2 separate regions of the Homo sapiens genome follow, and region 2 is linked to region 1. Evidence: chromatin contacts called from ENCODE Hi-C or POLR2A ChIA-PET data. All regions are on one chromosome and are shown on one strand. The core of a region is the stretch at or near the end of the contact, and the rest is flanking DNA. Distances in the headings are between cores, read along the strand shown.

Region 1 (5,647 bases), core at 2,042-4,541:
TGGAATTCTTGAAAAAACTAAATGCTGTTTACTGTCATCAGTTGTGAATTCCTCACCCTTTCTCCTCAATATTCACCCATTTCTTTCCTAATCCTTTTGTCTTTTCCTTCTCCCTCTGGAGACTTAACCTCTATATCTCTGCTCTTCTCCCCATCTCTTCCACCCTCCTACAGGCTCTTGTCCACTCCTATTCTTCAGGGTCTACATTCCAATTACTACTGCCACCTACAAAACTACCCCAAACTCAGTGCTTAAAACAACCATTTTCTTATGCTCATAGATTCTGTGGGTTAGAAATATAGGCAGAATGTAGTTGGGTGATTCTTCTGCTCCTCACAGCATTGACTGAGATCACTCAATGGTGTTCAGCTGGTAGTGCTCAGTTTGAAAGGCCGAACACAATTTCACTGACATTTCTGATGCCTGGGCTGGGAAACCTCCAAGATAAAAACTGACAACTGCAGCACCTACATGTGGCCTCTTCATGTAGTTTGGCTACCTGACAGCATGGCAACCTCAATATAGACAGACTTCTTATGCAGTGGTGCAGGGCTCCAAGCAAAAGTATTCCTGCTAGAGTAAGATGAAAGCCTCATTGCCTTTTATGACCCAGCCTTGAAAGTCATACGGCATAATAAGCATCATATTCTGTTGGCCAAAATAATCACAAGCCCACCCAGATTCAAGAGGAGGAAAATTATACCTGGAGGAGTGGTAAGGTCATGGTATAGAAGAGCATGTGGAATGGGAAATGCTGTTGTGGCCATCTTTGGAAAACACAGTCTGCTACAGTCTCTTACTTAACTTACTACTTCCTTTTCATCTAAAATCATGCTCTACCGAATTCTTTTTTAAAATGTCTACTCTTAGTGCTGTCTAGAGTAGGCTTAGATAAAGAAATAATGAGATGGTAATTCTAGGCAGAGATAAAAGAAGCAAAACTTAGAGGGTAGAAAGCAAATTATGTGCTCAAGGAATGTTGAAGAATAGCAGATAGTGTTGAAAAGTGAGCTTAAGGACAGGCTATCAAGGCAATCTGGTTTAGTAGAAAATGGGGTAAAGAGAATGCTGGAAAGATTATGATGGTGCCAAAAAAAATGGAGGCCATCAAATACTGTACTTCAAAATTTGGACTGAGTAGGTCCTCAATAGTAACTGGTGCATAGATGAATGAATTAAAGTACTTTGAAAATTGTGGATCCTTTTCTTTCTACAGGAGATTGTCATCCCTGCAATTGCCTGGCACTTGTTTTACCCAAGTGTAGTGAGATAATGTTGCAGAAAACAGAAAAAGGAGAAACAGGAAGACAATAACCAACATTTTTTTAGCCAGAGAAGAAACAGTTTTGCAATTTGCTCTACACTGGGATGACCAAAGCGTCTGATTTCAACATTAAGTAGCATTCATTCCTTAGTCATGATATACTTTAGGCATACTGTCGAGCAACACATCTTGTGTCTAAATAATCATTTCATGATTTGCTTATCAGATTCATCCCAAGGACAGAATCAAAAGCTCTGCTAAAATTGGGATAAATTAAATTTATCTTTTGCTTCCAATGTACTATACTCATCATTCTGTAATAAGAATTGATCTATTAAGAATTGTTTTTTACAAAGCAAAATTGGTTAGTCCTATACTAGTCCAAATGTTGGCAAACTACTTTTGTGATTCTTTTTCTGAGTTCTTTCTAAATATGTATGTCAACCTGCTCTATATAACCTTCATAATTATCTTTTACTTTCTTTAATGCAGAAACTATGCTGCTGCTTTTCAAATCTTTAGATACTTCCTTATCCCACTGGAAGATTCCCAAAATTACCTAGTGTCCTTCCAATTAAGAATTTCCACATAAGACATCATCTTTTAGTGCCTTTGTATCACTCATTTAATAAACATTTCCTGATTGTCTACTGTGTGGGTCATCGGCAACAGATCTTGGAAATCACAGAGGATTCTTGCTCCTAGAATTTAACAATATATTATTTTAGAGACTAAAGATTTGGTTTGATAGAAATAATCTGGACATCAAATTCTTTCATATCTCAAATCCAAAAATTTCTTCCTTCATGCCATCCTTAGCGCACTATCAGGATTTGGGGTGTTTCTATGATGTTATTGCTTGATACCCATAAATCTGACATAAATTTGGCCTTCAAAAAGTTTACTATTTTTCTATAAAGCAGCACAACTTATCTTTCCTTTCCCTTCATTTATGTTAGGAACCAGAACATAAAAGAAACCAAGAGCTACATTAATAATCTTGTTTAACTCTACAGAAGATATGGTTTTCGTAAAGATGAAAAGAAGACAACTCAGAAGTATAAAAGATCTGTGCCATCATAGATTATTAAGAATACCATTTAAAATAATTCATGCATGAGGTTGTATCCTCTTTATAAACAGGTTCCTCTCTTAGGTGAACTGGGGTAAAGGTAATCACCATTCTACAGGAAAAAAAAAACATGTTGCCAAAATGTGACCTGTGAGTCATAAGAAAGGAGGAAAATTGCTCATTTTTCTAAATCTCACAACATAGGTCACCCATTATGGAATGAGAAATCAGAAACACTAAAACGATACTTTTATTTTAACATTAAATAGTCCAAAAAAAGTGCTTTAACTATCTCTGTTCGTATAGTTTGAAAATCCAGTGCAAATATTCAAGTCATACCCAAGGTAAATAGTCTTACCCAATGCTGATATTAGGAATAGAAAAATCTCAATGTTAAGGGAATAAAACACAGAGAAGAAATTAGGCCATGTTACTGTCCTTGACAATCAAAGCCTAAAACAAAATAAAACTAAAAATTCCCGTGTGACTCTGAAGACAAGCATAACTTCATTTGCAATGGGGAGGAAACTTCCACTAATGCACATATCTGTGTTATGGAAAAACCAGACAAGATTTACAAATGATATAAAAGATCACTCAAGTTTTTGCCCTAGACCAACAAAACGATCAGAGTAATTTCAAATTGCTACCTAGTAACTTTAGAATTTGCCAAAGTTTGAAGTTTTTTGTTCTTTAAAGGAAGAAAGCAGCAATGAGTAACAATAGTGTGCTTCCTGGCCTTAGGAAGAGTGAGACAGGAGCTCTCCAGCTGCACTTCCTAGCAAAGTATGCCAGCTGCCTTCTGCAAACTGAGATCAAATTGCCAAGAACTTACAGGAGAGCAGTTATGATGGATGACCTAAAATACTGATCTGTTGCAAAGAGGATGTAGTGCAAACCACACAGGAACTGACAGGAAATCAGCCCTTGGGCTGGCAACTACAGATTCAAGAAGGCTAGGAATCCTGGACCTTTGACAGCCAAATTTCATCATCTTCCTTTGTAGGAAGAGTTACATTTCTGAGAGAGCAGTCTGAAAAATCTTGTACAAAGCTTTTTGGTGTCTATTACTATTTAATAATACTGCCCCCTGCCTGAACCACTGGTTTCCTCACATGTGTTAAAAGCCCATCGAAGGTCCCAGAGCACTACTTGACCAAAAATCACATGTTTGCTGGCACACACCTTCATTCTCTCAGCCACGAGCCCACTGAATGCCATAAATGATTCACAGGCTGTCATGGTGGTAAGAAGAAAAACTAATATTTGGAGTTCACCAAATAGTGAGTCATATTTCTGGAAGAAAAGAAAGCCTTACAATTGGCAATGCTTTGGCATGAAATTTTAAAAATTGTTTTTAACATTAATATTAATTCGACGAAAGTTGGCAAAAAGAAATTGATTGAGAAACGTGATATTTGGTCGGCTTATGCCACATAAAAGTCCAGTTCATGCTCCAAGAAAAAGGATGAGTAGGATATCTATTACCTATTTCTAGACTTGCCTTCTGTACTCACTGCTGCCAAGTTACTCATTCTCCCACACAACACTTTCCATACTAATTTTGACCCTTAAGAATCAAAAAGAAGTCTTGCCTTCTTTGCTCCCAAATGCCAAAATGGAATCTTTTAGTATTTCACCTTTATAAAGGGAATGTTTGAAAACAGCCCTCTTTGGCTGTGACATCAGTGAGTTGCTGAGGCCTCCAAGGGCCGGAGGAAGCATTCCCAGTCCCTCACAGTGCTGCTGCACTCCTACGGTGCAATCTGGCAATGGCCAGCGACCAAATCTTTAAAGCTGTTTTATGGTATTTAACATATGGTCATAAATTGCTCAGTGCTCTAAAGAGGGGCTAAATTTGCCGCCCCTATTGATGAGACATGTTCTTATTTATTTAAATTTAGTGGCAAGCTGGCATTTCTCCAGATGGAGAGGTTTAGGCATAAGTACAAAGGAAGAACTAACTAGAAATGAGTTGTAACTTTTCTATACACTGAATGCAACCCCACAAACTCAGGCTTCTGTGCCCAAGTTTGTGCACCGCTATCAAACACAGCTTACCAAATAGAAAGACAATAATATGAAAAGACTCTAATTTCTAAGGGCCAAGGAGGGATGAAACAAATTTTATTCAGACTGGATACGAATTTTGTTTTTAATCTCCTTCTCTTTCTCCTCAGGCTAGCTCTATTCCCACCCATCTCTCTTACCTGTCTCTTTATTCCCCTCACAAATTAGATGTATCTGGTCTTCATCTGAAATCCCACATCTGCAAAACTCTCTAGAACTTCCTTAATCTTCTGGCATTCACCTTCTTATTTTGCCATATTTTTCATTGTTTATTTTTTAATGGTTTTAATTTTCCATCACTAAAAACATGATCATACTTAAACATTTTGTTCCCTTCCTTTTACGAGCTAGCCCTGTAGCCAAAGGCAGAAAAAAAGAAATATTTTTTTTTTTTTTGGTGAGATCGTTGGTAATGATATTAATGTAGATGGTATCAAAAGAGAAGTGTGGGCCCAGTGCGGTGGTTCATGCCTATAATCCCAGCACTTTGGGAAGCCGAGGAGGGAGGATCACTTGAGCCCAAGAATTCGAAACCAGCCTGGGCAACATATAGAGACTCTGTCACTACGGTGGTTCATGCCTGTAATCCCAGCACTGTGGTAGGCCAAGGCAGGAGGATCACTTGAGCCCAAGAATTCAAGACCATCCTGGGCAACACAGGTAGACCCTGTCTCTATACAAAGTAAAAAAATTAGCCAGGCGAGGAGCTCAGGCTCCTCCCACCCCAGCTACTTGGGAGCCTGGGGTAGGAGGATCTGCTTGAGCCCAGGAGTTCAAGGCTGCAGTAAGCCATGATTGTAACACTGCACTCCAGCCTGGGCGACAGAGCAAGCCTCTGTCTCAAAGAAAATTAAAAAATAAAAAATTAGCCAGACATAGTGGCACACACCTGTAGTCCTAGCTACTCAGGAGGATCACCTAAACTCAGGAGTTCGAGTCTGCAGTGAGCCAAGATTATACCACTGCACTCCAGCCTGAGCGACACAGCAGGACCTTGTTTCAAAAAAAGAGAGAGAGAGAAGTGTGAAGGGTAGAGCCACTACTGGTTTTCTTTTTCACGTGCCAATATAGAACTGGCTAAAGAATCAAAAGTTAATTATCTTGCCTAACTCTGGAATGTGAAGAAAGATTTCAATAAATTGGAGGTTTGACAGCAGCCTGGGAACAGTATTAAAAGAATTATTCTATGAAGAATTAGGCTGTTTATATCAGACAGAAGTCTTGCTTTTTAATTTCAATAC
Region 2 (5,244 bases), core at 1,237-3,736, 49 kb before region 1:
TTTCAACTACAATATATAATTCCTTAATCCTTCAAGTGCTAAACTAAACTGCTAACTCTCTAGTTGCTCCTGTTATTGTTTAAAATAAAGCATACTTAGTATCATTCACCTTACTTGATGAACAAGGGTCATTCTTATAAGAACAGATAGCCACTTTTTAAAAAGAGTGATATAGTTAGGGACGTTTTAGGTGAATAGGCTACCTGTCCTTAAAATAAATGACACCAGGATACTGTACCTTTAGAATCCTTGTTGCTTTTAATAGTTATTTTCTACTTGCTATACACTTATTTGTCTCATTTTGCTAAAACTAATGTCACTGCAAATTCTAATCTTCAGTCAAGCATTATATACAATTATCTAAATAAAATCTAAAGATGCCTCTATATGTTGTGTATAAAATAAAGCACATAGTCCTTATTTCAGCTATTTCACAAAATTTAGAAACCAGGATGGTAGGGGAAACCAGGGTTACTTTTGGTTTGTGACTATGTACCAAGTAATTTAAGGTACAAGAAATTTGGGACATATATCCAACTACCAATTTATATGAACTGCAGAGGAAGAAAGGAACATGTTAAACTATACCACAGAGATACAATCAGCAAAATCTAGTCTGTGGTAATTTTCTAGGACAAATGGCCCTGTTTCTGCAGCTATAAATTGCAAAAAAGGGGAAAAAAAAGATGGAGAAAACCAGTAACTTAAAAAGACTTGACATAACAATCACAATGCATAGATCTTAATTCAAACAATTAGGAATTTGAACAATGACTGGTTATTTGATGATGCTAGGGAATTACTGTCAATTTGTTTAGATAAGATAATGGTATTTTGGTTATGCTTTTTAAAAGATTTATATTTTTGCATATTATACTGAAATATTTACAGATGAAGTGTCATAATATGTGGGGTTTGCTTCAAACTACAATGCTACTAGGCAGTAAGTGAATAGGAGTATAGATGAAACAAGATTATGACGTGGCAATTATTGAAACGAGATCCATGGGGATTCATTATACAATACCCCAAAATAGAAAGTTTTTCAAATAAGGAAATTCTACAGTTGTAATTAATTTTGTTGTTTTGATTTCTGAAAATTATACCTAAGAATTATAATTGGATTTCTAAAATGGCTACTTACAAATTTATAGCCATGACATGAAGCTAAAAGTTAAAGAAGGTATGCAATTAATCTTAATTGTTTAATCTGGCTTAAAAATTTATCAATTTTCAAAACACCCTTAGTCCTTTATTCTAAATGTTACAAACATTTTAAAATGCATTGTTTCCTTGAAAAAGAAAATTTTCACAGGGCATGCTGCAAAACAGCACAAAAATTTTTATCTCAAATTTAATAATTACAAATTAAAAAGTCCAAAAAATACTAACAAAACATAAGAAATGGACTTAAAGCTCTCTTCAGGAAGTCAAAATCCTTAGATTAACAGACAGTATTTCAATTATTTGTGTTTAGTATTAAAAGGTTGACAATCACTATGACAGATTTTCTAATTCAGTAAAACACAGCTAAGGTTGTCTATGATGTATTCACTATGAACTAGACAAGATACATACATAAAATAAATCTATAGCTCATTCCAAAAGTATTTCTATTCAGTTCTATTTATATATCAATAAAAATATATAAACTCAAAAGTTTGAAATAGTTATCTCTTTTCCCAACTTGAAAATGCTTTTTAATTTAATCTGTATAGATTTACTGAATTTGGAGTAGAACCTAGATAGTAGTTGAAAGTAAAATAAATGGTTAACTAGTACATTAAATTAGTTTTAAATTAAAGTCAAATCTCATTGAGACACATTTTGCTTTTTAAAAATAATTCCCAGAGGCGCTAACTAGGCTAAAGTTCATGTTAACCTTGGAAACATCTTCAAATTACTAAAATAAATAAGTCTTTTTAAAATGTATTTTTAAGCCAGGCATGGAAGTGTGGTCCCAGCTACTCAGGAGGCTGAGGTGGGATCACCTAAGCCCAGGAAGTCGAGGCAGCAGTGAGCTGTGATTGTGCCGCCACACTTCCAGCCTAGGCAACAGAGACCCCATATCTTAACCAAAAAAAAAAAAAAAGTATCTTTAAACACACAAATTATATGTAATTGTTATGTCAATTAGTGTTTGTGCAAATTAATTTTTTAACCTCCTAAAGAACCACCTCCTTTGATTTTAAAAAGTGACTGATAACCTCTGGTAGACTATTTTAGATACTATAAGTAATTAGCTGTCCTTCTTTTGAAAATTCTATAATAATCCAGACTTTATTTTTCAATCTGGTTTCTTCATAAATGTTCTTGAAACAGATTCAAGAAACTGTATTCAATGTGTTGAATGTTTTGTTCATAATAATGTTGTACTTCTATTTTTGTAATCCTACCTACTTAAAAACATTCTTAAAACGTATACAAGGTCTACTGAGTCATTGTCAATTCAAGGCTAGAAACCATTCTGTGGTTAAAGGATTACATCAAACCAGTGTAAGGGCTGAGCTGGCGTTTTCCTTTACAGGTTTAAATATCTTGGCTCTCCAAAGCTTGTGTGGGGGCTGCAGTTTGGCATAAAATTCTCAGCAGGATGTAGATAATTTCTCTGAAAAATGTTTTTTAATGGCTAAGTGTTTTTTTTTTTTTTGCTTTTTAAAAATGTTGGAGAAAACATATATTAGAACCAGGTTCAAAATTTATGAGACTCTTCCTCTGTAATGTGCCCATTCTTGTAGATAACCCAAGTACAGCAGAGCAATCCCAATCCTAAAGACTTCATTAAGCACAAAACCTCATTGCTATATGAGTTGAAAGATAAGTACAAAAATCAAAACAAACTGCTTCAATTACAAAGGTAAACTTAGGGCTTCTTTGAAAATACATCCATGTGCTAAGCTCTCTCTGGTAATGATTATATGTTGTCCTTGGTCATTTTGGCCTCCACACCTCTGGTTTTCTTTCCATTTTTACATTCAAATATTACTGTCTTTATTCCCTAAAATGGCCTTGTGAGACAGGTACTTATCAGTTTTATCAATAAATAAATACATAGATCCTGCATAATCCACCTAGTAATCAATAAAACTAAATCTAGAGTTCAGATCTGTCTCGCCCATGTTCATTTTCAATACCTGTAGTTCTCGACTCTGGCTATAACACTAGAATTGGCTTTGTTTGTTTGTTGTTTTTGAGACAGGGTCTCACTCTGTCGCTCAAGCTGGAGTGCTGTGGTACAATCTCAGCTCACTGCAGCCTCAACCTCCCAGGCTCAAACGATTCTCCCACTTTAGCCTCCCAAGTAGTGCAATTACAGGTGCGCACCACCATGCCTGGCTAATTTTTGTTTTTTGTAGTGACAAGGTTTTGCCATGTTGCCCAGCCTTAGAATTGACTTTCTAAAACCACTGATGCCCAGGTTCTACCCCAGACTAAATAAATAAATTGAAATCTCTGGGAGCTAGGATCCAGCAATCAATACATTCCTGATTTCCCCATGAAATAATCACAGCACCACACAGCAATACAAGAAGAGAAATGTAGAAAGCAGGATGGCAGACATGGTCAACACTAAATTATCTACTTGCAAAACAAAGCTTTAATGTCATTTTCTTTTTTCACCCTACAGTCACTCACTTCCCCACTCCCAAATCAGTAAACACCAAGAAGTCACATAATTCTAGTATTTGCCTACATGAAGTATATTGGGAACATAAATCCTAATAATCACCAAAATGTATAAAACAATTCTAGCTAAAACACCCTCTAGATGATTTATAATTTTATACCCTCTTTAGCTACTGGCTCCCTTTATTATATTTTGTGGCCGTTTACTCCTTTCCGCATCTCTATCTTCCACCTGAGATTTTTGTCTTTCATCTCCCTGAAGAATTAGCAAAGGTTTGCTAATGATGAAGTCTCTGCTTTTGTTTACTTGAAAATGGATTTATTTCACTTAAATTAGTCAATCATCTTTTTGCTAGGTATAGGATTTTAAACAGTTGTTTAGTTTATCACATTAAATATATCACTAAACTGTATTCTCTCTTTCATTAATGCTATTAAGAAGTCAGCTAACAATCTAATGGTTGCTCTTTTGTTTTCTCTGGTTTCTTTTTTTAGATTTTTCTCCTTGTCTTTGGTTTTCTGTAATTTGCCATGATGTGTCTAGGAGTAAATTTCTTTGTAGATAGCCATCTTAGGATTAAGTGGACTACCTGAATCTGAGTAATTACATTGATTAATATTTATATACTGAATATATTTAGCTTTTTTAAAAAAAACTTTATTGCAAAATATAACAAATATATGGACAAGTTCACAAAACAAAAATGAATACCTTAATTAATAACAATCACAAAATCAACATCTGTGAAACAGATGGAGCACATGTACAAAGCTAAGCTCATCAGCACATTCTATTCCCCAGAGCAATAATGTTCACAGATACAATGACCTATATGAGGAAAGTCAAGACAAGTCTCAATTCCAAGACTTTGTGATACCAGACTTTCTTTTCTTCGGAACTTGGTGTTGTGATGTTCACCTAGAAGTACTAGGAGATACTAGGAAGAGCCTAAGAGTAATATCAGCGTGAGCAGAAGGCAGAGCAAAGCCCTGATAACATTGTTTAAGCCCTAAAACTATTCGCACCCCAAGCTAGTTCTACCCCTGGTCTTTACTGTTATATGAATCAATAAATTCCTTTTTTTTTTTTTTTTACCTGTTTGATTGTATTTTCTGTCACTTGCATCTCATCAAGTTCTAACTGCTACAATTCATCATGTGATTGCCTTTCCTGAAGTAATTTCTTCTTCATTTGAACTCTGTTATTACCTTTCTGATACAGTTTGGACATTTGTCCCCTCCAAATCTCATGTTGAAATCTAACTCCCAATGTTGGAGGTGGGGCCTGGTGGGAGGTGTTTGGTGCATAGGGGCGGGTCTATCCTCATGGTAATGAGTGAGTTCTCACTCTGAATTCACATGAGATCTGATTGTTTGAAGAAGTGTAGCACCCCCCTCCTCTCTCTCTTGCTCCTGCTCTCACCATGTGATACGCCTACTTCCCCTTTGCCTTCTGCCATGATTGTAAGATCCCTGAGGCTCTTTCCAGAAGCAGATGCCAGCACTATGTTTCCTGTACAGCCTGCAGAACTGTGAGCCCAAATAGACTACTTTTCTTTATAAATTACTCAGTCTTACATACTATTTAATAGCAACACAAGAACACACTTTCTTTTC

What was found. A loop is a pair of places that touch in the nucleus more often than their neighbours do. ChIA-PET counts read pairs that join two places held with the same protein, here RNA polymerase II (POLR2A). Pooled maps may share reads with other maps.
Region 2: a loop to region 1 is called in a map of naive thymus-derived CD4-positive, alpha-beta T cell, with 2.1 times the contacts of the local background. The contact joins two enhancer-like sites. A Hi-C loop is called at or near these places in 7 of 168 maps with a recorded cell type or tissue (CD14-positive monocyte, CD8-positive, alpha-beta T cell, breast epithelium and 3 more) and 8 of 50 pooled maps. POLR2A ChIA-PET finds 5 or more read pairs at or near these places in 4 of 52 experiments (CD4-positive, alpha-beta T cell, MCF 10A, Panc1 and 1 more).

The regions. Positions count from the first base shown.
Region 1 is chr2:27,952,800-27,958,446 of GRCh38, reverse strand. The region is part of intron 3 of BABAM2 (BRISC and BRCA1 A complex member 2); the gene reads right to left. Among named protein-coding and RNA genes, the nearest start is that of MIR4263, 41 kb to the left of the region's middle. Within about 2 kb of position 3,291, at least 28 of the 41 ENCODE cell types and tissues checked have a DNase peak (open chromatin) inside an H3K27ac peak, as active enhancers do; they include CD14-positive monocyte, where a contact is called at or near this core.
Region 2 is chr2:28,001,538-28,006,781 of GRCh38, reverse strand. The region is part of intron 4 of BABAM2 (BRISC and BRCA1 A complex member 2); the gene reads right to left. Among named protein-coding and RNA genes, the nearest start is that of MIR4263, 7.8 kb to the right of the region's middle. Within about 2 kb of position 2,486, at least 2 of the 41 ENCODE cell types and tissues checked have a DNase peak (open chromatin) inside an H3K27ac peak, as active enhancers do; they include CD14-positive monocyte, where a contact is called at or near this core.